2 separate regions of the Homo sapiens genome follow, and region 1 is linked to region 2. Evidence: read pairs that join two places in POLR2A ChIA-PET (ENCODE). Cell type or tissue: MCF 10A. All regions are shown on one strand. Links, peaks and the distances in the headings refer to the core of each region. The heading gives the core; the rest is flanking DNA.

The links. ChIA-PET counts read pairs that join two places held together with the same protein. Peaks named below come from ENCODE experiments on the same cell type or tissue, not always from the same donor. Only the 100,000 strongest peaks of a DNase experiment are listed, where the experiment ranks them.
Region 1: POLR2A ChIA-PET joins it to region 2 with 6 read pairs; 2 of 35 experiments call an interaction of 5 or more read pairs at or near these places.

What each region holds. Positions count from the first base shown.
Region 1 is chr12:111,269,374-111,272,293 of GRCh38, forward strand. All of the region lies in intron 4 of CUX2 (cut like homeobox 2), which reads left to right. Among named protein-coding and RNA genes, the nearest start is that of MIR6760, 33 kb to the right of the region's middle. In MCF 10A, for the core only: no CTCF peak of the experiment used is centred there; no DNase peak of the experiment used is centred there.
Region 2 is chr12:110,895,002-110,897,921 of GRCh38, forward strand. All of the region lies in intron 9 of CCDC63 (coiled-coil domain containing 63), which reads left to right. Among named protein-coding and RNA genes, the nearest start is that of MYL2, 24 kb to the right of the region's middle. In MCF 10A, for the core only: no CTCF peak of the experiment used is centred there; DNase peaks (open chromatin) are centred at 490 and 1,740.

The sequences.
Region 1 (2,920 bases), core at 294-2,793, 370 kb after region 2:
CCATGCACATCTTGTGTTGTTTACTCAGATAGCATTTATTGAGTGCCTACTGTGTGCCCGGCACTTGCTGGACACTGGGAACACAGCTGTGACCCTACAAACACAGACATGGGCCCAGCCCTCAGAAGCTTACCTTTGAGTGGCAGAAGTGACCAGATCATCGGTCACATAGCCTGTCATCACAGTCACAGGGGGACACCAGCATGTCTAGTGCTTGGGGGTACAGACAGGCAGGAAGACAAAGGGAAACAGAAGGGTCTTACGGCCCCCCACTTGGAAACGAGCCCTCATTTTGGGGGGTGTTCTTATGGGACCCTCATCTTTCTGGAGAGAAGACTGTTAAAACAGTCACAGGCCAGGGGCCACTCAAGGTCCCAAGATTGCTGTGGAACCTTCTGGAAGGTCCATATACCCTCTCTCCTCTTTCCCCAAAGCCCGGGAGCAGGAAGGTCATTCCAAGCCCAGTGCTGACTCCAGGAGTCTGATTTCCCAACTCTCCTCCCCAGAAATGCAGGGGCGGGAGAGCTGTCCCCAGCTGTCACCGACTTAGAGAACAAGGAGCCTTAACTGATGGAGACGTACCATACGAACAGCCCCTTTAGGGCCTCTAATTCATTTTCGAGACATTTAAGCATAACAAAATGTTTTAATGATTTCTTAGGGGAATTAGGAAGACATATTTTTGTTCTCATTAAATTTTATCCTCAGACACAAGAACCAAATGTCAAATGTGTGTTGGGCGCTTCCAGCTTCCCCGCTCACTGCCGGCCCCCCAGCTCCAACCCCCTCCATAAAAATAACACTCCTGGAAAATTCGCTGGGACGCGCACACTCCTGTTTTTATATTTCTTGACAGGCAAATTATTTGTCGAAATACTCCTCCCCGCCACCCGAAGCCACACAAGTCCTGATTCAACATTTTTGTTTTGAGTGACTGCTGCCAACACAGATCTTTGGCAGAGAATACGACAGAGCCTGATGGCTCAGCAAGTATTTTGATAAGTGTGCAGCCTGGATGTCTGTAATTACGAAAGAAAACCGTAAATCTTTTGGATATTGTTCACACAGATGTGGCGTGAAGTGAGAAAAAAAAAGCAGTAAAACGTGTTAAAAGCATAATTAATGTCATTGTTGTGGGTGATGATGTGATTTAAACCTCTCTGACTTCTGTATTGGTGATGGCTGATTCCTTTATCGCACTCGTAGAGTCACTAGGTACGGACCCAAGCTTCAGAAGGCTAACTTGTTAACTGAGTGATTAGTTAAAAGGAAAAAAAAAAAAAAAACAAGGAACGAGGAAATGAGAGGGCAGGCAGATGAACATTGCTGAGGAGATAAGAGACAGGTGAGTGCCCCAAAATGTTGTTTTCTACTGTGCTTTGGTTTTTACAAATCTGATGCAGATTTGCAATTCCTGGCAGACATTTCTCACCTTGCTCCTTCTCTTGGGGGGGAGGCTGATCAGGAAGGTGCTCAGTGCCCAGGCTATAGAGGTTGACACACCTGGGTGGAACTCTCAGTTTGGTGTTTTGTGCTGTGTGACCTTGGCCAGGGGCTTTAACCTCTCTGAGCTCTGGTTTCTGTGTCTTTAGAAGAGGGATAGTAATAGAACCTACTCAGGGGTGGACGTGAGGATTCGCTACGCTGTACATGAAAGCATTCCGCAGGGCTGAGTAATCAGCAGCCCATTGACATCAGGGTATAACAGTTATAGGAGTGACAAGCGTCTGCTATTGATTCTACGAGGTTCGGTCTGTTGTCAGGGACATTGGATAAGCAGTGGTGCAGGCAACAGGGTTCCTGAGCCTATAGAATAGGAAAATGCTCTACAACGTTTAAAATTTTTAAATTTGTCTCCTCGATTATAAAAGTAGCATATGCATGCTGTCAACTTCAGAAAATAGAGAGAAACAGAAAGAGGGAAAACGACCAGCTAGAAAAGCATTTTGTTGTTTTTCTTTTCCGTGATTTTTCCCTGTGTACTTTTTCAAAACAGTTGCTGATTCTACATGTACCGTTTTGAATTGTTTCCTTTATCTGACATGAAGCACTCATATTTCCCTGTGTGATTACAGATCCCAAGTAACTTTGATTCATTGTACAAGCCTAACAATCCCTTGTATAGCTGTATTGTAATTTACCTAACCCCTCTCCAACTCTGGACAGTTAAGGTGCTTGGGAACACATCCCCTATTGGTACTGTGCTGTACCAAGAAGAAAATTTGGGAAGGAAAAGTACATTGTAGCCTTGTATTGACCACAAACCCCAGGATCAGTGACCAGAATAAGAATGTTTTTCTCCTTGCTGATTTTATATTGCAGTCCTTTACTTACTAGTTCACTAAATATCTTTTCATATGTTATAAAGCATTCATATTTATACTTTTAGAAATCTCTGGTTTATGTCTCCTTAGCCCAGAGAGTGGATTTTTTCTACCAGAGAGTAGATTATTTTCTTATTGATTTGTAGACACTCTTTGTATATGGGGGATATTAACCTTTGTCCAGGTATACATGTTTCATATATTCTCCCCTGGTTTGCCTTTTGTTTCTCAACTTAGTGTGTAATGTCTCTTGTCTATTGTATGTAGCAGGTATTCAAAAAAATATTTGCAGAAAGCAAGAAATCTTAGCAAATCTTTGCTTTGTAGCTTCTGAATATCCGGTCCTGTTTTTAAAAATCTTTCTCGCCTCAAGGGTATAAGGAGTTTTTTTAGTACTTTTGTGATCTTAATTTTTAAACATTTACATTTGAACCAGCTGAAATATAATAGATATTGATAGAAGTAGCAGGGGAGGTGAAGCATTTAGCTTTGTTTTTGTCCCAAATAACTCGTTTCAGTGCCATCTAGTGGATAAGCCACCTGCACAGCTACAGGAAATAGAGATTTTCTACGATTAGAAAGTGTTGTCTGTGCTA
Region 2 (2,920 bases), core at 257-2,756:
CCTCCCGGGTTCAAGCGATTCTCCTGCCTCCGCCCCCGAGTAGCTGGGATTACAGGTGCACACCACCATGCCGAGATAACTTTAATTTTTAATTTATTTTTTAATTTTAATTAATTAATTAATTAATTTTGAGACGGAGTCTCGCTCTGTCGCCCAGGCTGGAATGCAGTGGCACGATCTCGGTTCACTGCAACCTCCACCTCCCGGGTTCATGCGATTCTCCTGCCTCAGCCTCCCGAGTAGCTGGGATTACAGGCACGTGCCACCATACCCGGTTAATTTTTTGTATTGTTAGTAGAGACGGGGTTTTACCATGTTGGCAAGGCTAGTCTCCAACTCCTGACCTTAGGTGATCCGCCCGCCTTGGCCTCCCAAAGTGCTGGGATTATAGGCGTGAGTCACTGTGCCTGGCCAGAATCAGTCTTGATAGCAATAGACTCACAGATGTTTCCTACCCCCTGCTAAAGATCACTTCCACCTGCTCTATTCTTGAAACCCTTTATTTCATCATCTCCTTCCCTTTGGGAGAAGTGGTGGGACCACATCCATCATGGGAGGGTTTTGCATAGGAATTAAGCAACCAAGCTCTGGGAGCCTGGCTATGACTTGCAGAAAAGTCACTTCCTAGCTCTGTGACGTTGAGGTAGTGACTCAACCTCTCTGAGCCTCAGTTTCCACATCTGTAAAATGGGGATAATAATCATACCTACTTCTTAGGGCTGTGAAGGTTGAATAAAATCACACATGTATACATTTGGCACACTGTAATGCAGAGAGCTGTACATTGTAGCTATTATTATTGTTGTTGTTATCATGTGAGCCAGAAAAACTGGTAAGTCACCCTCACTTTGTTACTAAATAATTGCCAAAGTGAAGAGTTGAGCTCAAGGTCAAGCCTTTGGATGAGCTTGGTACAGGGAAGCTAAACCTGAATTCACTTTTCTTCTCTGGCCTCAACATTCCTCATCTGAAAACTAGGCCGATTATGAGGCTGAGTTCAGATGATGTGTGTAAAGTACCTGGAATATTTTAGGAGCTAGACATGTATTATAACCACCACATCAAGCTGAACATTGACTTTTAAAAAATGAATCCTGTGATTTTTTTAAAATTGTGATTTTCTTAAATGCACTTTTATTATAATTTATTTATTTTTTGAGACAGAGTCTTGCTCTGTCGCCCAGGCTGGAGTGCAGTGGTGGGATCACAGCTCACTGCAGCCTCAACCTCCCAGGCTCAAGTGACTCTCCCACCTTAGCCTCCTAGTGTGCTGGGATTATAGGCGTGAGCCACCATGCCTGGCCTAATGCATCTTTAGAAAGGGCCGCTCTTGTCATATGGGAAATTTGCAGCCCTGGGAACTAAACATTCTAGTAGCCGGGTGGAGGAAGCCACCTGATGTGCTGGTTGAGAGACTGAGCTCAATTCCTGGCTTCCTTCTCCTGGCTGTATGCCTCAGAGCCTCAGTTTTCTCACCTGTAAAATAGGGGTGTGAATAGGGCCGACCCCTTGAGATCATTATCCGGGATGGTGCGTGCAGAGTTCACCAGTGGGAATGGGGCTGGTTCACCCAGGGTCCAGTTCACCTTTGCAAGCTAAGATCTCTGAGGGAGAGGCAGGAATCAGGGAAGGAAATACCCTAGAACAGTGATCCTCAGTCCAGCTGCACGTCACAATCACCTGGGAGGCTTTAATGAGAACTCCCAGATGCCCAGGCTGCGCCCCAGGCCAATTAAGACTCTGAATCACTGAGGGTGGAGTTGGGCAGCAAATATTTTTAAAGTTCCCAGGTGATACCAGTGTGAAGCCAAGGCTGAGATCCAACAGGCTGGCAGAGCTTCTCAGACTTTACTGTGCACCAGGATCACCGGGAGGCTTGCTAAAACCAGGTGGCCTGGTCCACCCCCAGGGCCTTTGACTGAGTAAGACTGAGGTGGGGGCCAAGAATATGCATTTCTAACAAGTTCCCAGGTGAAGCTGATGCTGCTTGTCCTGGGACCACACTTTAAGAACCACTGGGCTAGGGCAATGTGTTTTAAACTGTGAATGGTAAAATCAGTTTATTGGATGGTAGCCAACATTTTAAAATAGTGAGATAGAACAGAACAGAAGAGAAAATATTAGAACACATAATAAAAATATTGATTCGAGGCTGGGTGCAATGGCTCACATCTGTTAATCCCAGAACTTTGGGAGGCTGAGGCAGGAGGATCATTTGAGCCCAGGAGTTTGAGACCAGCTTGGGCAACATGGTAAGAACTTGTCTCTAATTTTATTAAAAAAAAAAAAAAAGAATATTGATTTGAACTGGCATGGTGGCTCACACCTGTAATCCCAGCACTTTGGGATACTGAGGCAGGAGGATTTCTTCAGCTCAGGAGTTCAAGACCAGTCTGGGCAACACAGCAAGATCCCATCTCTACAAAATTAAAAAAAAACCCAAAAACTTAGCTGGGTGTGGTGTTGCATGCTTGTAGTCCCATCTGCTCATGAGGCTGAGGCAGGAGGATCACCTGAGTCCAGGAGTTCAAGGCTGCAGTGAGCTATGATCACATGACTGCACTCCAGCCTGGGTGACAGAGCAAGACCCCAACTGTGCTTTTTTAAAATATTGATTTGTGAAATTTTATATTCATTTGATTAGATAATATGGATAAATCTACATACACAACATACGTATGTATGTTTGTATGTGTTGGCTGCAATGTATTTCTTCCTGTGGACCACCTTGTTTTTTTTTTTTTTTTTTGAGATAGAGTCTCGCTCTGTCACCCAGGCTGGAGTGCAGTGGCATGATCTCGGGCTCACTGCAATTTCCGTCTCCTGGATTCAAGCAATTCTCCTGCCTCTTCCCCAGTAGCTGGAATTACAGGCACATGCCACCATGCCCAACTAATTTTTGTATTTTTAGTAGAGACAG